Regions from separate parts of the Homo sapiens genome. Here all the other regions are linked to region 1. Evidence: chromatin loops called from intact Hi-C (ENCODE). Cell type or tissue: heart right ventricle. All regions are shown on one strand.

Region 1 (8,000 bases):
GAAATTCCAATCTCTGTGTTCATAGTTTTCTTGGAGCACAGTCATACTTGTTTGGTTGTTTCCAGGCTACAAAGGCAGAATTGAGTAGTAGCTCCTTGATCTGCAAAGCCTAAAATGCTTACTAGCTGGACCTTTACAAGAAGAGTTTGCCGATTCCTACTGTAGATCCTCTGGCAAGCCCCAAGGCAAATCGCGCAGACACTGCTGGCGAGAGACGGCCAGGTAGCCGTCTCTGTCGTGGTAGGGAGGGAGGAGCTGCTTAATAGTTCCAGGACTGGTGTGACAGTAACCAGAAGCCGCTCTACTCGCAAGGGTCTGGTTAAGAGGCAGGGAGGCTGGCTTTTGCCTCTCCCCTCCTCAAACGTATTTCTGTCCTTCTTCCAATCTTTTCTCTCTAATGCTTCTGCACTGCCCCTCACCTCCTTTTTTTTTTTTTTTTTTTTGTATTTCAATTGTATTCTTTAAACCCCTTCTTAGGTTAAACTGAAAAAGTCACCGTATTCATGGGCCTCTCATCCCTAAATCGCATCCCTTCGCCCCACTAATACAAAGGCTGGTTGGTTTGAGGTTTCTCAGGCAGGCTGAAGGCTGGCAAATGGCTGACTGGCTTGGTGTGGCTGAGCATGAGCATGTGCTGTTTTGGCTGCAGGGCCTCTGATGGTGATTGTTGAATACTGCAAATATGGAAATCTCTCCAACTACCTCAAGAGCAAACGTGACTTATTTTTTCTCAACAAGGTAAGGATTTCAAAAGTTGGAGGTTTTTAAAGATAGCAATGAGTTTTCATTTAGTCTGTAACAACATAAAGCAAGAGAAACCTGTATTGTGTTGTTAATGATTAAACTTAAAACTCAATCTCTGCTTCTTCTCCTTTTTTCATGTTTTTTCCCCTGATAATCTGTTACACTCTAGTGTGGATAGCACAGAGAATCATTTGATCCCTGTGTGCGTATGCAGCCATAATTGGAGAGTAAATCTACTAGCCACTTATCTAAATATCTAACAATAACTTTCTCTCTTTCTCCCCCTATATATGTGTGCATGTGTACATACACGCAAACATACATACACAAGTCACTTATTTCTTTAAGGAAGATAATAGTTAATATAATTGTCTCCATTTATTAGGTTAGATTTTGACTAAGGCTAAATCAACTGAGTGACTTGACAATCAGCAGTAGACCAATGATGTGGCCAGGGCCAAAAATCATTATCTTTCTTTTCCACTGCCCTTTCCCCTACTTCCTGACACCCTCACTACCCATGTCATCCCTACATATACTCTGAACCAGCCTTATTAAATAAAAGCTGTGTAGTAAAAGGAACATGTGGACCCAAGACCTAAGGGCAAACAAGGTTTAAAAGAGATTATTGGGCCAGGCACGGTGGCTTACGCCTGTAATCCCAGAACTTTGGGGGCTGAGGCAGGTGGATCTTGTGAGGTCAGGAGTTCGAAACCAGCCTGGCCAGCATGGTGAAAACCCGTCTCTACTAAAAATACAAAAATTAGCCAGGCGTGGTGGCCCGCGCCTGTAATCCCAGCTACTAGGGAGGCTGAGGCAGGAGAATCGCTTGAGCCTGGGAGGCTGAGGTTGCAGTGAGCCGAGATCAAGCCACTACACTCCAGCCTGGGCAACAGAGTGAGACTCCGTCTCAAAAAAAAAAAAAAAAAAAAAAAGAGAGAGAGAGATTATTGAATGGAGGAGAAATAATTTACTAAAACTTTGCCAGTGTGACATATGGCACCAATACTGTGTCCTTCTCTGAGCTGAAGAAGTCCAGGGGACAGTGATTCAACATTATTAACCAGTAATCAGCAACACTGGTGATGAACCCATGTAGTGTGGTGGTTAAACATTGAGACTCTGGAATCAGACTTCCTGGATTCAAATCCTGTCTCTACTTCTCATGAAATCTGGGAATGCAAATTACTCAACCTGTCTGTTTCAGTTCCCTCGTTTATTAAATGAAGCTTATAATAGAATCCAGCTGATGGGATTGTTGAGAGAATAAAAATCTCTCAGTCAAACATTCAATAAATGTTAATCATCACTGTCACCACCACTGTCATCATCATCATCAACATCATTGACCTACTAAGATAGAAAAATTGGGTGAGTCCAACTTCGTACCACTGATCTACATGGTGGATAAAATGTCTGAAATCCAAGAATGATGCCCATCTTTATAATGTGGGCAAGAATCTTCACACACAAATAAGAACCACTGGACAGCTGGCCAATTTTCTCATCCCTCAAACTTTGATCTAATTAAAGACAGAGATGTTCTACCGGACCGGCAATATATGCAAGAACATCATTTTCCCCAGGTTTAAGTCAGGTCCTCTAATAATAAGAACCTTTTTTTTTTTTTTTTTTTTTTGAGACAGAGTTTCTCTCTCTGTCAGTCAGGCTGGAGTGCAGTGGTGTGATCTCAGCTCACTGCAACCTCCGTTTCCTGGGTTCAAGTGATCCTCCTGCCTCTACCCTCCCAAGTAGCTGGGATTACAGGAGCCCGCCACAACGCCCAGCTAATTTTTGAATATTTTGGTAGAGACGGAGTTTCACCATGTTGGCCAGGCTGGTCAAACTCCTGACCTCAGGTGATCCGCCTGCCTCGGCCTCACAAAGTGCTGGGATTACAGGTGTGAGCCACCGTGCCCGGCCTAATAATTAGAATCTTGAAACTGAAAGGGATCTTTGTGATCAGTTGGTTCACACTCGCAGGCTGCAGATGCGTTCAGAGAAGTCAAGTGATTCGCTTAAGGACACACACCTACCATGAGGTGAAGTCAGAAGGTGAAAGAACTCAGCTCTCTTGACTCCTCCTCCACTGCCTTTTCTGTGCACCACACTAAATGAGGTGAAAAAAGCATAAGAAAAAGTGGAAAGTGGTGCCTTGGGCTGAGGGCAGTACAAATTCCCCTTAGTACTGAAATTTTGGACTGGCTTCAGGAAGAGCTAAGCCAGCAGAATACCCTAGGGACCTGGGCAGGATGGAACGTTTGGGTTTGTGCGTCCTTTGTTTTGAAGAGTTTGCTTCCTTCTCTGGCTATATTTAATGATTTGCCTCCCTGTGCAACTTGGTGGAGCTTAGTGTTTTTGTGGAAAATCCATGGCTGTCTTTCATATTTGGAAGATAAAGGTAAAGGAAAGGCAAAACCAAAAGGCTAAATTGAAAATGGAATACTTCATTTTCCAAATAAATTAACTGGGATCCTTAAATATGGTTTGTAATAAATTCACTATATTCTGCCAGAGTCCCAAGAGTTCAGTAAATTACCTTTATTTAACAAAAGTGGTACTGATAAGCAAAGCTGAATATACAATTGATTGGGAGTCAGGAAGGGAGTGAGAGAGCCTGAGTTTTGGTCCTTGGAGACATGCCTAGGCTGTGACTTTTGGGTGCCGTGGGGAAGAAGGCTGTCCAGGGAGAGTTTTCACATGCAGAGCCCTGAGTGAGCCTGTGGAGCATTTTTCTCCCCATGCTATTGCCAGCGCTTTCTCTGATGCCTTCTGTCCCACAAAGGATCTTGTGAAAAATAAAATTCCAGTCCCCAACTGAACAGAATCCAATATAACTGCATTGTGGAAACACAATAACAAATAGTGAAAGTCTTTACCTGCCCTCAGGTGGGTTACCTGCAATGGCAGTGGGTATTCACTCTGAGGCCTGCCTCCCTCTGCAACCCCGGAAGGTCTCTTTTCAGGGGCTGGGAACCTTGGTGCCCTTTTGGCTTTTAGACTAGGTTAGGGCTGTCCCTCCTGAAGCTTTCTCCCAGTGCTCTGCTTGCTCCCACTGTGCCCTCTAGTGGAGGGATCACTCTTGCTTTGTGACATTTCTAGAAAAGCCCAGGAAGGATGGGGTACGCGGGTTAATCCTAGAACTGCCACACCATGCAAATGGATCAAGGGACACCACTGAACTCCAGTCCCTCTCTGCTTCTGCCTCAGTATTGCTGTCTAGCAGAATCTAGGCTACAAACATGGTCTTGTTATAAAGCCACTGAAAGTGCTAGGTTTTAGAGTGTCATAGTTACTAGATGAATTACAAAAGGCAATAAAAATCTTTTCTGGTTTCCCATGAACACCCAGAACTGACAACTCCTTTCCTATGAATCATAAAATAATAGTATAATAGAGCTTTTCAGAAGAGGATAATTAAACTCAGAAAAGTAAGGTGACTTGCCCAAGATCGCATGATTAATGGAAGAGCCAAATGAACCAGGGCTTGGATGTGCAGTCCAGGGTGAAAGGCCATTGCTACCCTTGTTAGGATCAAACTGTATCTTTGTTTAAATGGAAGAGAAAAAAAGCAATGTCCATGTTCCCTCCTTCCCCAAAGAAACCTGAGAAATTGGTAACTATAGCCTTCTCTTATAACTCCTCCTAGGGATTACAGAGTGAAGCACCAAGCACACTGAGGATCCTTTCCTCTCAGTGATGTCATCCTTCACAAGATGGCGTGTGGCATGGAAAAGTGGTTAAGGGCACAGATGTGGGCATCGACCAATCCTGGGTTCAAGCTTTGCTTTTTTTTTTTTTTTTGAGATGGAGTTTTGCTCTCGTTGGCCAGGCTAGAGTGCAATGGCGTGATCTCGGCTCACTGCAACCTCCACCTCCTGGGTTCAAGCAATTCTCCTGCCTCAGCCTCCTGAGTAGCTGGGATTACAGGCATGCACCACCATGCCCGGCTAATTTTGTATTTTCAGTAGAGACGGGGTTTCTCCATATTGGTCAGGCTGATCTCAAACTCCCGACCTCACGTGATTCACCTGGCTCGGCCTCCCAAAGTGCTGGGATTACAGGCGTGAGCCACTGTGCCCGGCCAGCTTTGCTATTTATTAGCTGCATGTGAATTTGATTACTTTACTTCTCTGAACCTGTTTCTCCATGTATAAATAAGAACTACTTCGTAAAATTGTTGGAAACACTAAACAAGAAATGTACCTAAAGCTTTTAATATACCAGCTCACACAGAGTAAGCATTCAGTAAATACCCACCACTCTTAATTTTTTTTTTTTATCTGATCTAAGATGCTGTCTAGAAGCCCAGGCAAGAGCACAATAGACTCTGCAACTCCAGAGGTAGTCAGGCTCCTGGACACCGTAGGGCCCCTGTGCTAGTTCACGATCCATTTTGAGAAGTGAAACGCTCTCATTTCTCATCAGGCGATTGCCAGTTGAGGGACTGGTTTCCCACTGCTGTGCTGGAGCTCCTTTTCACCTGGGTCCTTTTCGGTCTCTTCAAAGGATGCAGCACTACACATGGAGCCTAAGAAAGAAAAAATGGAGCCAGGCCTGGAACAAGGCAAGAAACCAAGACTAGATAGCGTCACCAGCAGCGAAAGCTTTGCGAGCTCCGGCTTTCAGGAAGATAAAAGTCTGAGTGATGTTGAGGAAGAGGAGGGTAGGTATTAATTCCTTCCTGTCCTACGCGCTGAGATATTTTTACAACATACTATGCATCTCTGAAATTTTTTTCTTATTTATCACTCTAATAAACATCCGTGGGAGACTCGAATGGTAATGTCCTGAGGAGATAAGATTTGAATTAAGATAATTTACAGAGTTACTAATTTTGACAGGGAACTGTACCGTTTTCTCCCCTCAGGGATTTTCATCTTAATGGATCATCCCCCTGCCCCCATGCTTGGATAAAGTGGGCTGGAGGCCTGGAAAAATCTCTGGTGTTCATGTTGAAACTCAAATACTCTTAAAAATGAACTCTGATCTACTTGTTGGTTTGTTTTATGTTTTGCTAACATTGTTCCAATAAACTGGGATTTGGTGGGATAACAAGAGCCATTACAAACAGTTACGGTTCTAATGCTTTCCAGATTCTGACGGTTTCTACAAGGAGCCCATCACTATGGAAGATCTGATTTCTTACAGTTTTCAAGTGGCCAGAGGCATGGAGTTCCTGTCTTCCAGAAAGGTCAGTCTTGCTGTTTACTGTTTTTCTTCTCTGCCAGGGCTGGACACACACCTTTGCTATAAATTCATTTTTCCTAGTATTTGCTGATACCTATGTTCTTAAATGTAGAACAAACACCACTGCAAGTGCCTTAATTTGCCTTGATATGAGGAGTTTTGAGAATGAGGAGTCATGGATACCAGTGGATAGAACTTAATTCTGGGGAAAACTCACAGGTTTCAGACTAGACAAACCTGGCATCGGCTCTCCACAGTATCCTCTGGCATATTTTCAAATCTGGCCCAAATCTCAGAAGACATGACTTCATAGGAGAGCTACTATTAATATAGCCATATAGGGCCCTCCCACAAAACTGCAGCTGGAGAAAGATCTCATCTTGGCAGCTCAGGATAAAAGACTGTGGGGAAAGTTTGCCCACTGGTAAATCTTAGATAACCAGCTTCGCTGATCAAATAGTAGCCCAGTGGATTCAGACCATTTCTTGACTTTGAGGGCTTGGGGACCTGTATTTGTAGAGAGGCTCTTCATGTTTATGGTAACTCTGTGTGCACCGAGAGGTGCTCCCTTCACAGCATGTGAAATGGATTCCCAAATTAAGATAATGACACTGACAGGTGTAGGAAATTAGTTGGTTAGGTTAAGGAAATGCATTGATTATGCAACTGTTTTATTATAGTGCATTCATCGGGACCTGGCAGCGAGAAACATTCTTTTATCTGAGAACAACGTGGTGAAGATTTGTGATTTTGGCCTTGCCCGGGATATTTATAAGAACCCCGATTATGTGAGAAAAGGAGATGTAAGTCAGTTTGATGTTTATTTGACTCATGTGTGTCCTATCACTTTTAAACCACAGACTTGGTAAATATTTACACTTCCTCAGCTGTAGTCCCTGAAAACCATCATTGGCTTTCTGTGAAGACAAACAGTCCAGATGAGCGGCATCCCAGAGAGCCCTTGTGTAAGGCTCAGAAAGGCCACTGTCTCCTGCTTCTGCTCTTCCCTAATGCCTGGCCTCCCACCTGTCCTTTGGGCAGCGCTGCGTGAGACTTGCTAACCTGAGAAGTGTTTGGTGGGGCCTGGGTGAGACCTTAGCATTACCTTCCTTTGAATCCTGAGGGAATTCCTTGTACCACTGAAAAGAACAGCCTGGACTCTTTCCCTCAAATAAACCCAGATGATTGATTCAGCAGGTGTATCTGTCTCAGGAAAGGGCGGGGAAGACCGTCAGCAGTAGCTGACTATGGAGGAGACTGTTTACCTCCCATGGCCTTCCATGCCTAGCATCTCCCCGCTGGCTCGTACTGGCTTCTCTTCCCTGCTTGTTTTTAGACATAGTGTTATTTTTCACTTTTGTGGATGACCTCCCATGTCCTCCCTTCTCCTTAACCCTCAGCCTATATACCCTGAGGGTTAAGCTTATGTCTGGGCGCCAATGAGTTACAGTAGTGGTTCCCAGCTTAATTGAACATACATATCACCTAGAAGGCTTGTTACGCTACAGTGTGCTGGCCTAACAAGCCTTCCACCCCCCAGAGTTTCTGAGTCAGTAACTCTTGGGTGGAGCCTGAGAATTTGCATTTCTAACCAGTTTCTAGACCAGGGGTGTCCAATCTTTTGGCTTTCCTGGGCCACATTGGAAGAAGAAGAATTATCTTGGGCCACACATAAAATACACTAACACTAACAATAGCTGATGAGCTAAAAAAAAAAAAAAATGCAAACAAATCTCATCATGTTTTAAGAAAGTTTACGAATTTGTGTCGGGCTGCATTCAAAGCTGTCCTGGGCCACATGTGGCCCGCGGGCCAGGAATTGGACATGTTTGTTCTAGAAGGTGCTGACACAGCATGTCCCAGGACCATACTTCGAGAGCCACTGCACCAGAATCTGTTGTATAGAAGGAAAACATATGACTTCACATTGATCCTTTGTAAAAATAAAAAAATAAAAATAAAGGAAAACAGACTTTCCTTGGGGCCCTGGTCTGGAGAGATGGCACCAACCTTCATGTTAGTCCTCCCCTCCTTTCTGTTCGTCTGTATCTGAGTCAGCCTCCCTG
Region 2 (8,000 bases), 170 kb before region 1:
GGCGATCTTATAAACACCAGCAGCGCCCACCCATGCCCGGGAGAAGGTAGTCAGGAGCAGACGGGAGCATGAGTAGCAGGAACAGGAGGAGCCAGGGAGCCCAGGCCGGCGGCCCCAGAGGTGCCACCAGGGCAGTGCTGCCCTGCTCTCGGTGGCACTGGCCTTATCTCCAGGAGGGGGCTGTCCCCTTTGCTTCCTTCTCCACGCTGCTCTTCCCACCTGAACGATTTTCCTTCCTCGCTCCCACTGGGCCTTCCCACAGGCTTTTCTCTCTGCCTGAAAGAAAAACTACCTCTAGGAGTAGGGAAATGATAATTGTGCTGCATTTTCAATCCTAAGCGTGTCACCTGCAGGGACACTGATATGCTGGATGGAATTTCTGGAGCGTGTCAGCTGAAGAGTGACCAAAGGGATGTGGATGTTGAGGCTGGAGACAAGATGCCCATGGCACAGGAGGTGTTTTTAAGTGTTCAATAAATTTTCATGTGGAGATATTGGAGCATTGAATAGGAATTCCACGAATTGACTCGGTAGATGGGTTGAATGGCTTTTAAACCCAGTACAAGATGTTTAAGTTCTTTGAAAATGGGGGCATTTCAGCCACAGTGGTAGCTTCCCATAGCAAGACTTTTGAGCCAATGGGGTCATCAGCATCTGATAAGTAAACTCATACATGTGCCTGCCTGGTGAACTCCGCAGAACTTCTTAGCAGAGATTTGGGAGCGTGTGCTTTTTAGACCAAGGAGCCTGAACTGTCCAGAGGATATGTACTGTGAAGCTTTTTAAAATATAACACAGAAGGGTTTTATGAGATCATTTGGTTCTTGTATTCAACCATACATATTTGCATTATGCAGAGTATGCCCATAGAGTGTATTTTTCCTTTTGTATCAAGCTACCTAACCCAAGTGGAAAAGAAATTCCTGACTGATCCTCAGTGACTGTGGCTGATCAGCTCCATGCTTGGTCTTTGGAGGAAGGTGAGAGCCTGGGCTCCCTCCTGTCTCTCACACTGGTGCTCCAACACTCTTATTCAGTCTCGAATATTAAAGCTGATGGATTTAGCAACAGTGTGCTTCTGAATAGGGGTGAGAAAGAAACCTCAAGAGAATGTTTGTAGCTGATAACAAGAGAGAGTGTCTGGTTTTGCTAACCAAACAGGAGATGAAATGTTCTTTTGTATGTGAGCAGGAAGCAAGCAGATTGCCTACTTCAATAGCTTTTTATACCCACCAGGCGTGTTGAATTCCATCTTCTCCATCAGTATTATCTATAAAACCTCTTTCATTAGTGATTTAGTTAGGAGAGTGCTATAGCCCATTCTCATTCAAAGGTATTATCTCTTTTGGGGAGAGGATTGGGAGCTATACATTTATTCCCCATATCTAAGCTAAAATTTGTAGCATTTTTGAGTTCTTTGTGAGAACGCTAATGCAACTAACAAAGAAGTCATAGTCAATAAATTGCTGACTCTAATTAAAAGCAACTTTTCAAAAGAGTAGTTGGGAAATGTGGAAGCCCACCCTTACTGCAGCATAGTTTTAATATAAATCTTAGATTCGACTGTGACTCTACTAACCTTAAATAATTGAGCAACATGTTAATATCATTGATTAGCATCTTAGATTATAAAGATTGTTTCAGCTGTCCATCAAATACCTGTTCTGGCTTTACAGACACAATGTAGATTCATTGCTGGCAGCAGGTTTGGAAAGTGTTGTCTCTTTATGAGTTAAAAATATCAAAATGGCATTTGAAAAAATGTATTAGCAAATTAAACCTTTGTACATGGTACTATGGACCACTTTCCCCCAGAGTCAAATGTGTGTCTCTCCTGAGAAGCCCTCCTTGGGTTTTCCCTGCCAATAAATGTGCCTTTACTTCTCTGAGCTGATGGAGGACTAAACACCCCTCCAGCACTGGAATGCCGGTCCTGCAGCCACTTCAAGTGTCCACCTTCTTATCACAGTCCAAGCCCTTTAGAAGGCAAAGATGATGGCTCTCCATCAGTGTTTTCAGCCCTAACCCAATGCCTGGCCCCTGTTGAATGCTGCAGAAGGACAATGCTGACAGCTTCTCCTTGAAAGAGGGTGTGGGAGTGACAAGCAGCTCTCAGGTGAGACCAACAGACACTGTGGCTCCGCACGTATGTCCCAGGCTGTGTTCTGGGCTGGGGGACCAGCAAGGAGAAGGATCAGCTGTCCGCTTCCAGCTGTTCTGAGGGATGATGCTGTGGGTTTTAGAGGAGGCAGGGGTGCGGGAGGCAGAGAAAGGCGCCAGGAAGAGTGGTGAGGAGAACTGGAAAAACAGAAAGCGCTGGTGAAGCCAGCAGGCAAGCAATGACTCCGGCAGTCTTCCTTGCCTCTGAAGCAGAAGGGATCCAGGGACAGTTAGTGGCTCAGGTCCTGCGGCTCCAGGTGCCCAGACGTGCATTTCCTGTGTGGAGTGGCCGGGGCCTCTCCTTGGTGTGCAGCCCAGAAATGTGGCAACTTTGGGTTACCCAACCTTCCTAGGCGGGGAGGTAGTCCAGTCCTTCAGGAAGAGTCTCTGGCTCCGTTCAAGAGCCATCACAGTCCCTTGTATTACATCCCTCTGACGGGTTCCAATAGGACTATTTTTCAAATCTGCGGTATTTACAGAGACAAGACTGGGCTGCTCCGTGCAGCCAGGACGACTTCAGCCTTTGAGGTAATGGAGACATAATTGAGGAACAACGTGGAATTAGTGTCATAGCAAATGATCTAGGGCCTCAAGTTAATTTCAGCCGGTTGTGGTCAGAGTCACTCATCTTGAGTAGCAAGCTGCCACCAGAAAGATTTCTTTTTCGAGCATTTAGGGAATAAAGTTCAAGTGCCCTGCGCTTCCAAGTTGCAGGAGCAGTTTCACGCCTCAGCTTTTTAAAGGTATCATAATGTTATTCCTTGTTTTGCTTCTAGGAAGCAGAAGACTGAGGAAATGACTTGGGCGGGTGCATCAATGCGGCCGAAAAAGACACGGACACGCTCCCCTGGGACCTGAGCTGGTTCGCAGTCTTCCCAAAGGTGCCAAGCAAGCGTCAGTTCCCCTCAGGCGCTCCAGGTTCAGTGCCTTGTGCCGAGGGTCTCCGGTGCCTTCCTAGACTTCTCGGGACAGTCTGAAGGGGTCAGGAGCGGCGGGACAGCGCGGGAAGAGCAGGCAAGGGGAGACAGCCGGACTGCGCCTCAGTCCTCCGTGCCAAGAACACCGTCGCGGAGGCGCGGCCAGCTTCCCTTGGATCGGACTTTCCGCCCCTAGGGCCAGGCGGCGGAGCTTCAGCCTTGTCCCTTCCCCAGTTTCGGGCGGCCCCCAGAGCTGAGTAAGCCGGGTGGAGGGAGTCTGCAAGGATTTCCTGAGCGCGATGGGCAGGAGGAGGGGCAAGGGCAAGAGGGCGCGGAGCAAAGACCCTGAACCTGCCGGGGCCGCGCTCCCGGGCCCGCGTCGCCAGCACCTCCCCACGCGCGCTCGGCCCCGGGCCACCCGCCCTCGTCGGCCCCCGCCCCTCTCCGTAGCCGCAGGGAAGCGAGCCTGGGAGGAAGAAGAGGGTAGGTGGGGAGGCGGATGAGGGGTGGGGGACCCCTTGACGTCACCAGAAGGAGGTGCCGGGGTAGGAAGTGGGCTGGGGAAAGGTTATAAATCGCCCCCGCCCTCGGCTGCTCTTCATCGAGGTCCGCGGGAGGCTCGGAGCGCGCCAGGCGGACACTCCTCTCGGCTCCTCCCCGGCAGCGGCGGCGGCTCGGAGCGGGCTCCGGGGCTCGGGTGCAGCGGCCAGCGGGCGCCTGGCGGCGAGGATTACCCGGGGAAGTGGTTGTCTCCTGGCTGGAGCCGCGAGACGGGCGCTCAGGGCGCGGGGCCGGCGGCGGCGAACGAGAGGACGGACTCTGGCGGCCGGGTCGTTGGCCGCGGGGAGCGCGGGCACCGGGCGAGCAGGCCGCGTCGCGCTCACCATGGTCAGCTACTGGGACACCGGGGTCCTGCTGTGCGCGCTGCTCAGCTGTCTGCTTCTCACAGGTGAGGCGCGGCTGGGGGCCGGGGCCTGAGGCGGGCTGCGATGGGGCGGCCGGAGGGCAGAGCCTCCGAGGCCAGGGCGGGGTGCACGCGGGGAGACGAGGCTGTAGCCCGGAGAAGCTGGCTACGGCGAGAACCTGGGACACTAGTTGCAGCGGGCACGCTTGGGGCCGCTGCGCCCTTTCTCCGAGGGAGCGCCTCGAGGAGTGGCTGGCCTGGACCCGCGAGCATCAGCGCTCAGACCGGGTCCGCGCTGGGGCTGTCCGTTTGCGACAGGATCGCTGATCCCTTATCCAGCTGTCGGGTTGGGGTCTCACTGCCGAGGCCCTGGGCACTAGGAGCAGCACGCACCGGGACCTGCCTGGCACCCAGAGCCCATTCCCAGAGGACCTGGGGCAGGTACGCAGGGTCCCCCGGAGCCGGGAGCAGAGGCTCCTGAAAGCCTGCCAGGCTGCCCGGGGCTGGGCTGAGGCCGGGACTTTGGTGATATTGGGCACTGGCCGCGACCTCGCGTCACGAGAGTGTAGGAGGGGAGCCGATTTGGAGGGGACTCGTGCCTGCGGGGGAGCAGGAGGATCTCAGGAGAGGGCCAGCGCCGGCATCCCATGACCCGCTTGAGTCCCCAAGCCGGACTGTCCCGGGGAACGCTCGGCGAGCGCCCGCTCCTCCCCGCCGCTCTCGGACCGCGGGGCCCCAGTGCGCTGCGCTCAGCCACCCGGGTGGGGCCTCTGCCGGGAGCAGGCGTGGTGCGCGGTCCAGTCCGTGTCGCGGACATCAGTGACCCTGACCCACAAGGGCAGCCCAGGGCCCAAATACCGTTAACTTACTGACTTACAAGCCTAGCCTTTAAAATCCGAGCGAAGAGAGGGCGGGCGATTTTGACCAAACGATGTGGTTTGAGGAATCGATGAGGTCCGCCCGCCACCTAAGTCAGCCTTCGCTGGGCGTTTGGGAGACGGGCGGTGGAACAGTCAGGGGCCGGGGGTTTTACCAGCAGTTAGACCGCCGCCATTGAGGGGTCAAAGCCCCGAGGAACTTGAGGGTTCGGACTCGCAGTCTCTGCTCAGTGGGGCTGAGTGGCGGAGATTTGTGCCTCGTTCCCCTGGGCGCAGAGAGCCAGATTTCGGAGCGCCTTTCTTTTAAGCATCGTGGAGAAAAGGTAAAATATGAAATAAAATATAGTAATATAAAATAAGTCATTGCAATGATTCCCGGGAAGAAAAGTCAATAGGATGGAGCGTAGTACAACAACAACAACAACAAAAAGCTTGTTAAACCCAAAAAGCAGTAATAATTAAATATTCTTTCTCAGTGGGAAGACTAACTAGACCGTCAGTTTCCAAGTAACAAGTAATAGTTCCAATTAGATTGGAGAAACTACTAAACCCGGAGACAGGGCGAAGTGGTAACTTCTGAGAACTCACTGTAGGTTGGGAAAGGTGCTAACATAACTATATTAAATAAAATGTTGTATTTTCTATTTCACAAATACATTTTTTGTTTTGAAAAGTCACTTGTATTAAAATATAATTGCTTAGAGAATTTAAATACCTCACTCGACTATTATGTAAAGATAAATCTAGCTAAATTACATGAATCTAAAATTACGGAGGGAAAAGTACGTGATTTATTAGATTTTCTGCTTCACATAATTATATCTTTATTTTGAAAACATGCTGACTTTAGTGAAGCATCGTTTTCTTTGTAATTGGAAGCATCTTAGATCAGTGGAAACTTTACAGAAATGTGAGTGGGATCCTCTTGTGATTTTTCTTAGATTATAATTTACTTAAATGGGGCAGCAGTTTTGCAACTCTGAATTTCTTTTTTTTTTTTATTTGCACTTTTTTGGGAAGAAAGGACTAACATTGGCAAGCTGAGAACCTCTTTACCTAACAGTTAACAGAACACTCTGTTAGTTCATGTTAGCTCAGTCGGCATCATGGGTGCTTTTGAAAACTCATAGTTTCTCTGTCTGGTTAACAAGCATCTCACAGTAAAACAATCAGCTACCGCCTACTTTACAAACCGCATCAGGGCTTTCATGCTCAACTGAGAGGCTGCATATCCGGGAAGCAATGTCTAGTAAGAAGCCACGGTTCCCCACTGCAGAGTTCTCTTGCGTCATTATGAACCTGGGTCTGCCTTCCTTCAGGTACTATGTAATCTTTGAATACTTATCAGCTATTAATATTCTGTGTGTGTGCATGCCTGGTGTGCACATGCATTGAGAGGTAAAATAACCAGAGGCTCAGTATTACAAAAAGATAATGCCTTTCCCCTCTAAAGCGCTTATTTACCTCTTCCAGACATTCTGGGAAATAAAAAGATGCCAATAATTCAGATACTTTCAAGTCCTCTCTATTGCTCTTTCTCTATAAAGGATACCAGTCCTCTTTCTCCAGCTCTGAGTCTCATTTCTTACTTTTAAGGTATCACAACCTGGATGAAAGCTACAGACCTTTTTCTTTGCCCTCATTTTTCTTGAGTTCTTGAACAGCTAACATTTACAATTTACTATAACTAAGTGGAAATACTGAAATTGTGAATTTTGTGAAGGAAGTCCATATTAATAATATTAAATCAAAGTGCACATGAAAATACCTATTTCAAATTGAATGTAATAAATCTCTTATAATAAAGTTAATTTTTTGTAACAATTTTTGTTGTTTTCTCCAAGGTTTTATGAAGCTGCACTTTTTTTTGGTCTAAATTGCATATTCGAAATATTAATTATTTAGGAGCTTTGGCAGCCTACAGTTTTCCAACTGAAGCATCATGTTACAAAGGAACTGTAGGTGACTACTTACTCCAGTTCCTCAAATATTGTTGCTTACTATTTTAGCACTTTGTTACATTTTTAAAATTTCCCTGTTGGACATTCTATAATAGGCTATCTGGTTTCTTTTCTAACGATCACCAAGTGGGTACTTTGTTTTCGTATGTAAAATGAAGACGTTAGTATAGGTGGTTGATTTCTAAGGCCCTTTTCTGACTCCAAAATTCAATGAATGATTCCAAGAAATGGCCTGAACACCGTGTCTGTCTTTCTCTTTTCTCTTCCCCACCTTATTTATATTTGTATATAGAGTGGATGAGAAACCATATGATGCTGGGGCTGTTAGGATGAACTGGGTTTCCCCTGCTAATCACATTAAACTTTCTTTTTCTTTAGTAGCATGTACCTAAACAGCCAGTCAATTTGGCCTTGAATAGGCTGTTTTGGAAGAGATGGGCTGGTAGAGGATGCCTGAGCCAGCAGTCATCTTTATCTTGGGCTTTTTTCACTAGCAGAATGTATAACTCTATAAAGTAGATGCTCCCTCAAAACTCTAGTTGCATTAACTCTTCTAAGGATAGCAGTCATTTTAAACCCCTATTTATTTCTTGAATTTTTAAAGCTAACACTTATTTGATTAACAGAATGGCTTTATTCTTTTAAAAAAAGTTCCAGATTTTAACAGGGATACTAAACCCCTTATTTAAAATTGAGTCTACTTTACGTGACTTTTAAGAAACAAACCAAGTAATTACTTTGTTCTTTCCAAAAATGATCGAGACATTTCTAAGTCTACTTTAAATTTATTTAATATGGAAGTTGAAGGTGATGTGTTACCAAAAAATGGTTTCATATTGACCAAAATAATGTAATGTCCTCGAGGAAGGTTATGCAGCCTATTGAGATCTACACAGCAGAGTTATGGCTGATATTTGACCTGGCTTGGGCAGTTGGGCAAGACAAGAACAAATAACAGAGTAAGTAGCTTCTGTAGTGCTTTAAACTGATATGTGTATGTGGGTGGGGATAAGAATGGAGAAAAAGTGAGAGAAGCTATCTTGGCACGTGAATGTTAAATGCGAAGCCTGCTGGTGTTAGTAGAGGCCAGGCGTGTCTAATTCTTGGTTTGGATCTCACAGTTAGGGGTGTGTTGGGTATCAAGTAAATATCATCATTTTTCAGTGCATTTGTCATTGCA
Region 3 (8,000 bases), 310 kb before region 1:
TTTCCCCTCCAGTGTAGGGAATACCCTTCAAGTTTCGCAAAGAAAGAGGCATTCTCATGGCCAGGGCAGTCACTGCAGGCTTAACAGTGTTTCTACAGTAAAGATATGGTGATTTAGAAACTTGAAGTCTGGCTTGGGGTTTGAGGGCTGGTTCTGCTATTGGTCAGGTTCCCAGCAGTGCCTATAACTGAAGCTGGCATGAGAGGACGGTCCTCTTCCCCCTGGTCCAGCTACCTCACAATACCTGACTGCTGTCGCCCAGTGTTCTTCATAGGTCAAAATGTCACACACATTTGATGACAATTCATGGAGTCGTGTCTTCAAACAGGTGAAAGAGAGCCTAGCGGGGCATTACCTCAGTAAGCGTTTCTGTCGTGAGGAGGGCTGCAGCTTGTCCTGCTGTTGAGGAGAGAGGCTGCCTGTGGGGAATTTGGATTTCCTTCTTCTTCCACTACGTCCCTGGTCATTAAAATGGGGGATCTCCACAGAGTTAAAGGTTATTTTACACAGGAAGCACATTCAGTATTAGTACAACAAATGTTTTCCTTTCTCCAGCCATGGAAGGACTCCACTCACAGGGAGTTGTGATAAATCAGAGCTTCAGGCCTTTCCGCTCGGATACCAATAAGTCCTGCACTTAAGAATTGCTGACCTAAAAAGGATACTCAACAACGAGCATGTCTTTTTTTTTTCTTTTAAAGAAAGCAACACCAGAAGCAGTCTGATTTCCTTGTACACTTAGATGCGTAAAAAAAAATAAAAATGAGTCACTCCGAGTTTCTAACTTTAGTTCATAGAAACAAAGCACTAAATCATATAACTTGTCAGGAAAGACCTAGATATAGTCCTATCTAGATAATGTTCATATTAAAAGAAGCTAGAATTCTATTTTTGTGGTCGAGTTATGGGATTGGAGCTATGACTGTCTACTTACTAATAATTCGGCAGGTCAGGATGTAACTGTAAAGAACATCCCAACAGAGATATCATAAAACCATCTCCATAGCACAATCTGCCCTCATACTGAATCAGCCGCACTTCAGATCAAAGCTTGTCCTTTACGTCCAGAACTGACAAGGAACTATGAAATCAATGCTGGGAAAACACTCATAAACTCAGTCTAAATATTAATGTTAACCATGCTGTGGAGGAAATGAAGGATTTTCTAAAATTATCTTTTCAGTTCAATAAAAATCTATATATAAAATTATTGAATAGATAATAAATTAGAGCTTTCATACATTCTCATAGAAACCCAAATCTTTCTTCAAACTAAATTCTTTTAGATGCCTGACATAACAGAATTAGTCTAAATAAATCACTATTCCTGTTTTCTGACTCCTCCCTTAGAAAGTAGTGGTCTCCTACTGTGATTTTTTTTTTTTTTTTTTGAAATGGAGTCTCGCTCTGTCACCCAGGCTGGAGTGCAATGGTGCAATCTCGGCTCACTGCAACCCCCACCTCCGGGCTCAAGCCATTCTTCTGCCTCGGCCTCTCGAGTAGCCGGGACTACAGGCATGCGCCACCACACCAGCTAATTTTTGTATTTTTAGTAGAGACAGGGTTTCACCATATTGGCCAGACTGGTTTCAAACTCCTGACCTCAAGTGATTCGCCCATCTCAGCCTCCCAAAGTGCTGGGATTACAGGCATGAGCCACTGCCTCCAGCCCTCTGATACTTTAAAATCTTTTATTATCTCAAATACACATGCACTACCTTTCCCACCATTCTTATGAGCATGTAATTATGGAATGCTACTCAAGAATCACAAGCAATTATTGATAGCAAAATTATGAAACAATTTTTAAAACAACAACAATTGAGCTACCTCATGTCACCACTCTGCCATACTGCCTCCCATTAAAGTAAATTAAGCAAAACAAAATAATTTGCTGGTTCAATACAATCCAAAGCCATGATCTGGGGATCTGGGGAGTATCTGGTATTTTAGAATCTTTGCATTACCCAACCATGAGAGGTTTTTGGGTTTTTCTGGTAAGATTTCCTGAAATCATGGAATATCATTTATCACGCACTGTAATTTCCTTTAGCCGGATTTCATTAGAGTCTTAAAGAATGATAGGTTCTGCATGCATATTTTGTCATTTCTATATGGATGAGGGTCACTCTGTTTCATGACCTTCTTCCATCTTTTGCCCTCACAACATGAGCTGTAGACTGCTTACAAACATGCATGCTGGTGAGAACAGCCATGTAATCCCATGAGCTGATAACAGAAAGGAAGCGAGTTGAAAAGAGAAGTGGTGTTTGATTTCCCTCAACTGCTGCAGAAAGTCTTTTAGGTTCCTTGTAATTGATTTAAGGACTTGGACATATGTCCTTTTTTATTATAACAAGTTATTATTTGATGGATTCTATCTGAGTCCTGTGCCGAGCTCCTTACACATGTTCAATCCTCACAACAACCTTTCAAGTGAAGGACTACTAATATTTGCCATTTTGCAAATGAGCAAATTAGGCTTACAAAGCTTCATTAATCTGCTCAGATCACATAAGTAAGTGAGAGTCAGTTTATCTGATTCTAGAGCTCAAGCTCTTAAAAACTTTACTATACTGCCTGGGTAGAGAACCCACAAACGATGAGGTGAAAACAAAACAAAAACCAGAAATCATGATCTAGCCATGTGCAAAATAAATATTTGTTGAAGTTTTTATAAAAAACAGCAAACATTTTGAAGCTATTTCGAGGTAGCACAAGACAAGAACTGTTATTTCTCTTTGCAGGACTATATAGGGCCCATATGATAGCTGTAGATGGAAATGACCAGATATTACATCATCCAAAGTTGCTTTGCTTTATGCAAACAGCCCCGTAAAGAAAGGGACCACCATTATACAAACCCATCTCTTATAGGCCACTGCAGATTAGATTGGACTGAGGGTACATTTTCATCTTGTCCTATTCTGACATAGCAGTCCATCACTGACTTAATTAATATCACTGACTTTAAAAAAAAAAAAAACCCAAATCTGGAAATATTTAGAGGGAAAGAGAGCTTTTATTCTTGAAAAGCCTGTTTCTTCTCTTCTTTATTAAAGGTGGCATTAAAATCAGCTTAAGCCTGGGTGTGGTGGCTCATGCCTGTAATCCCAGCACTTTGGGAGGCCAAGGCAGGGGGACTGCTTGAGGCCAAGAGTTTGAGACTAGCCTGATCAACATAGTGAGACCCTGTCTCTACAAAAAATTAAAACAAACAAATCCCACTCAACATGAGAGGGGGTGGAACTTGGTAGCACTGGCACTCAGTATAATTCATTCCCGCTCAGTGCTGCACTAATTACTTACTACCCGTACACAGAATAAGGCAAAACCCAAGGTAGTGTCTATTTCCCCTCTAATTTTAAGTAAGACTGAAAGACATGGTCAGAAATGCCATTGGCTTGAATCCTATACTATCTTTAATCAAATGTCAGCATTCCATTTTTCTAAATGCGCAGTCAATGTTTTTAGTATCAATAAGCAAGTTTCCCACTCTATGAATGAGGTAGAGGAAGCCTTTATCTAGGTGGGGGTGGGGCAACAAAAATGCCTAGGCTCCTTCAATAGCAATCTGAATCCCCTAAAGTGAAAGTACTTGCTATTTGTCTTTAGCAAATAAAACAAACAGCAATCTTTTGATCTTTAGGAAGCCCTTTCTTGTTAAGGTAACATTCTGTCTGACTTTTATGTTTCAGCATTCATTGTATATTTAATTATTTTAAAAAGTTTTGTTTTAAACTATTAAACTTTTTCAGCATTTAAGATAAACATGGACATGCTTTGTTAAAGACCAAAAATAAGTTTCACACGAAACTGCAAAGTGTAGCAAAGATAATACCACATGAGGTCGGTATGTTCCAAAACATGATTCTCAGGGGACCCCCCTCTGAACACACTGCTTCATTAGAATTCTTGTTCTGAAAAGCTTCAGGAAGCCCCTGACTCTAACCCACCCTTTCCTGAAACTGGTGAAAGTATGAAAAAAAAAAAAAAAAAAGGAATTAACAGTAAAGTGGAAAAAGAAGCAGAATCTCAAATCAAGGAGGCGTGTTTTGTCTGTATTCAGACTGCTACTATTTTCAAAAATATATTGATGCTAACCTTGTCATAGCTTAATTAATTAATTTATTTATTTATTTATTTTGAGACAAGGTCTCACTCTGTTGTCCAAGCTGTAGTGCAGTGGTACAATCATGGCTTACTGCAACCTTGAATTCCTAGGCTCAAGTGATCCTCCCGCCTCAGCCTCCCAAGTAGCTGGGAATATAGGCATGTGCCTCCACACCCGGCTCATTTTTTTTTTTTTTTGTATTTTTTGTAAAGACATGATTTTGCCATGTTGCCCAGGCTGGTCTTGAACCCCTGGGCTCAAGCGACCCTCCTGCCTTAGCCTCCCAAAGTGTTGGGATTACAGGCGTGAGCCACCGTGCCCGGCCTAATTTTGTAATAGCTTTCAAACAGGAGCACACTGGGATAACAATTAGAAAAAATAAATAAATTTACATGTCTCCATGGGAATGCTATCAAACAACTGTTTTTAATATGAATTGAGAAAAATGAGTAGATCCTGTTTTTATATTGAAAATATCATCTCATTTCAGACTATTGAACTTTGGTTGTGATCTTTTATAAATACGGGTTTCCTTTTGGAAACATCAAAATAAAGATAGAAACGGGTTTCCCTTGGTGATTCATTTTTCAGGTGTATTCCTCAGATGCTCATTTGTTCTTCCGTTTTATTCTTTCTTTCTATTCTAGTACATTTCCTCTTTCTGCGGTTGGGAGAGTCACCTGCCCTGGTGGTTTTGAAATGCTCCTGCAGTTCTTGGAGCAGACAGTGGGTGGTGATAAGAAGCCATGCCTCCAAGCCAGCCATTCTTTCTGGAAGTTCCAGGTCAGAATCGTGAGTGGTCTGATGTAATGGGACAGGGGGCGAATGCTGCCTAGCAGAGAAAGACAGGCTGAAAATCAGAAAACGTGACTGTACTCCTCCCTCAGCTACCCACATTTATGACGAGGACCCAGCTTCTTTACTTTCTAATGGAAAACAGTTCTACCGCAGTTCAGCAATACCACCCCAATTGGAGGAATCAAATCTTTAGACCCAGTGCCAAAAGATTTGACCTACTCAATGCCTATGACGTTACAACTCCTATCATGGCAGTGTTGTCTGCTAAAACTAAACGAAAATGCACGTATGTGAATTCAACAAAATTCAAACAGTGGTTTTAAAAAGTATAGAATTACAAGAGTCCTTTTACAGATTCAATTCTAGCCTTAGATTCCTGCAAGGAAATATTTTCCAAAGGGAATAAAGAAATAGAAACGTTTTCTAGGTTTTCTTTAAGAGAACACTTAGAAAATGGATTACCCAAATATGTAAATGGAGCTATAACTATGGCATTTAACCCAGAGTGCAATGTGATAAGCCATCAGAAAGGAATGCAATCTGGGTTCACTGGAATGATGTGAGGTTTATTAGTTATCCTTTCCCAGGACCAAAAATTAGCAATTGGTTTGGCCTAAATGAAATTGTTGCTATTTGAACAGGATTGTGGGAATAAGAAAAACCTTAGAAAGCTACAAATTTCATCACCTCATGGTTCTGACATTGGGCCATTGCACAGTCTGTGAAAAGTAGCAGTAAAAGCAAATGAATTCAAAGCTAAATCTTAAAAAAAAAACACCAAGTAGAATTATATAATCTTGGAATTAGAGATCCTGTGCTCTGACCTCTCTCCAAAAGCAAAAATCCCTAGAAGAACTTCTCTAAAAGATGACCTTCTAGGCATTTTCTGAAACACTTTGAGTAAAGAAGTTCTAACGACTTTTTAGAATACTTCGTTCCATTCTTGAACTCTCAATTTCAGCATTTTTAAAAACTACGGTACAGACCCTGAGATATATAGAATTATTCTTGGAGGTACAAGAGTTTCATACAAGATCTAGAAATAGTTGTCTTTTCATGTGGACAATAATCTAAAAAGAACTAATACATAAGAACTTTATGGTGACCACTTTCTTAAAAATTAGTAGACTTCTTCTTTTCCTGAGCGGTTTTAGGTTTACAGAGACATTGAACAAAAAGCACAGAGAATTCTCATATACCCCCTGGCCCTCCATCCCTAATTTCCTCTCCCCCACACTTTTTTTTTTCCTTTTTAGACATGAGGTCTTAACACGTTGCCTAGGCTGGAGTGCAGTGGCAGTTCACACTCCAGCCTCAAATTCCTGGGCTTAAGCAATCCTCCTGCCTCAGCCTCCTGAGTAACTAGGACTACAGGTGCACGCTACTATGCCTGGCTTCCAATTTCTTCTACTTTTAGCATCTGACATTAGTGTTGTACATTTGTCACAATTGGTGAGCCAAAATTGATACAACATCATTAACTAAAGTTCAGCCTTCCCATTAGGGTTCACCCTGATTGTATTTTCTATGAGTTTTGGCGAATGTAGTAATCACTTTTTATCTGAGGGCTACCAGAAGGTATCTTTCAGTGCTCATTTTTGTTTATGTGTTAGGAGAGTAGATCCACTTTAATTGGGAGTGAATTAAAAAAGAACAGAATTGGTCCTAATAGGTAACCATGATGTCAATTTTAGTGAAGGAAAGTAACCTTATAGCATACTTCATAAATGAAGATTTCTCTATGGTTCAGAAAAAGAAATGTGTTTGGTTTGTGTTATCACAATTCACACGGCGGTCTACAACTGCCCAAGGCAAAAGCCATCGATACCATATTCATGCTCTGAATGACGATTTTGCTTCAGCAAAACATCATCTCTCCCATTAAAAGAAGGTTGTTTATTTAAATATTGTTGACATTGTAGCTTTGCTTGTCTTTAATGTATACATTTATACATTCAGTTTACAAACTTAATTTGTAAATGTGTATAACTGTAAGCATAAGAACTTTATACCTAGTTGTATGTTTGTCCATAACTAAGAACTGTTATAGAAAAACAATTCGTAAACCCTGGAAATTTGCGAGAATTTTTTCTATTAGGGAGTCTGTACATGACTCAGGTTTAAGAAACAGTGTCCTAAGCGTTAGACAGTTTTCCCCCTATTTGGGGTACAATACTGCCTCCCTGTAATTTGCACACACTTATCCTGGCTCTGCCCTCTGAAATCTAATCCTTCTTCTATACAAAGCCCTCTAAAGAGTATTTGAATGTAACAATTGCTCAGTTTGGAGCTTTCTCTTTTACATTTTAAAGGGATGAAACAGATTAATATAGGTTGAATTATGTATAATTTTCTGGAGACTGGTTATAACCCTTCCTTCCTCCTTTTCCACTAATTGTTACACACCAGGGTATTGAGAGCTGAGGGTAAGGTTTGCTTCTCTAACTTACCAACCCACCCCAAAACGGAAACAAGGTCAGCCTGGCCTGATTTGCACTTAGTGAATTCACGTTGACTCTTCAGTCTTCTTGGATTTCTTTTCTGAACGTCCACAGTCATGTTCAGGAGAGGTTGAGCTGAAGAGTTTATAGTTTCTGTAATACAGCCCTCTCCCATTTGAAACCTGGGAGAATGTTTTCCTATAAGCAGTGTTCTGGAAACTGTCATCCTGTATGATTTCTCAAAGAGAACTGAGGGTGCGTTCTCGAGTAAATCCTCAGGGATTTTGTTCCAAGTACTATAGCTGGGGTTACTAGGGCCTCAGGTGAAACTGTATATATGAAATATGTATTTATATGTAAATGTATATATGTAAATATATGTATAGATTTATATAAATGTATATATAAATATATGTATATATGCAAATATATGTATATATTTATATAAATGTAAATATAAATGTACATATATTTATACAAATGTATATATAAATGTATGTATATTTATATAAATGCATATATAAATGTATGTATATTTATATAATGTATATGTAAATATATGTGCGTATTTATATAAATGTATATGTAAATATATGTGCGTATTTATATAAATGTATATGTAAATACATGTGCATATTTATATAAAT

Evidence for each region. A loop is a pair of places that touch in the nucleus more often than their neighbours do. Peaks named below come from ENCODE experiments on the same cell type or tissue, not always from the same donor. Only the 100,000 strongest peaks of a DNase experiment are listed, where the experiment ranks them.
Region 2: a loop joins it to region 1, with 2.6 times the contacts of the local background. A loop is called at or near these places in 18 of 110 quality-filtered maps.
Region 3: a loop joins it to region 1, with 17 times the contacts of the local background. A loop is called at or near these places in 86 of 110 quality-filtered maps.

Annotation. Positions count from the first base shown.
Region 1 is chr13:28,320,200-28,328,199 of GRCh38, reverse strand. FLT1 (fms related receptor tyrosine kinase 1) reads left to right here. Exons shown (of 30, transcript NM_002019.4): 20 at 650-738; 21 at 5,254-5,410; 22 at 5,841-5,938; 23 at 6,615-6,737. Among named protein-coding and RNA genes, the nearest start is that of FLT1, 170 kb to the left of the region's middle. RefSeq lists enhancers at 1-107, 4,772-5,971 and a silencer at 6,734-7,028. In heart right ventricle, CTCF peaks have their summits at 3,610 and 3,813 (motif pointing left); a DNase peak (open chromatin) is centred at 3,809; H3K27ac peaks cover 3,058 bases.
Region 2 is chr13:28,490,806-28,498,805 of GRCh38, reverse strand. It overlaps FLT1 (fms related receptor tyrosine kinase 1), which reads left to right and starts at 3,678. Exons shown (of 30, transcript NM_002019.4): 1 at 3,678-4,026. The coding sequence starts at 3,963. RefSeq lists silencers at 3,773-3,822, 3,943-4,062, 4,143-4,192. In heart right ventricle, no CTCF peak of the experiment used is centred here; DNase peaks (open chromatin) are centred at 3,445 and 4,507; H3K4me3 peaks cover 6,009 bases; H3K27ac peaks cover 5,987 bases; H3K27me3 peaks cover 5,869 bases.
Region 3 is chr13:28,633,748-28,641,747 of GRCh38, reverse strand. No RefSeq gene overlaps it. Among named protein-coding and RNA genes, the nearest start is that of POMP, 21 kb to the left of the region's middle. In heart right ventricle, a CTCF peak has its summit at 4,842; a DNase peak (open chromatin) is centred at 4,857; H3K4me3 peaks cover 540 bases; H3K27ac peaks cover 3,818 bases.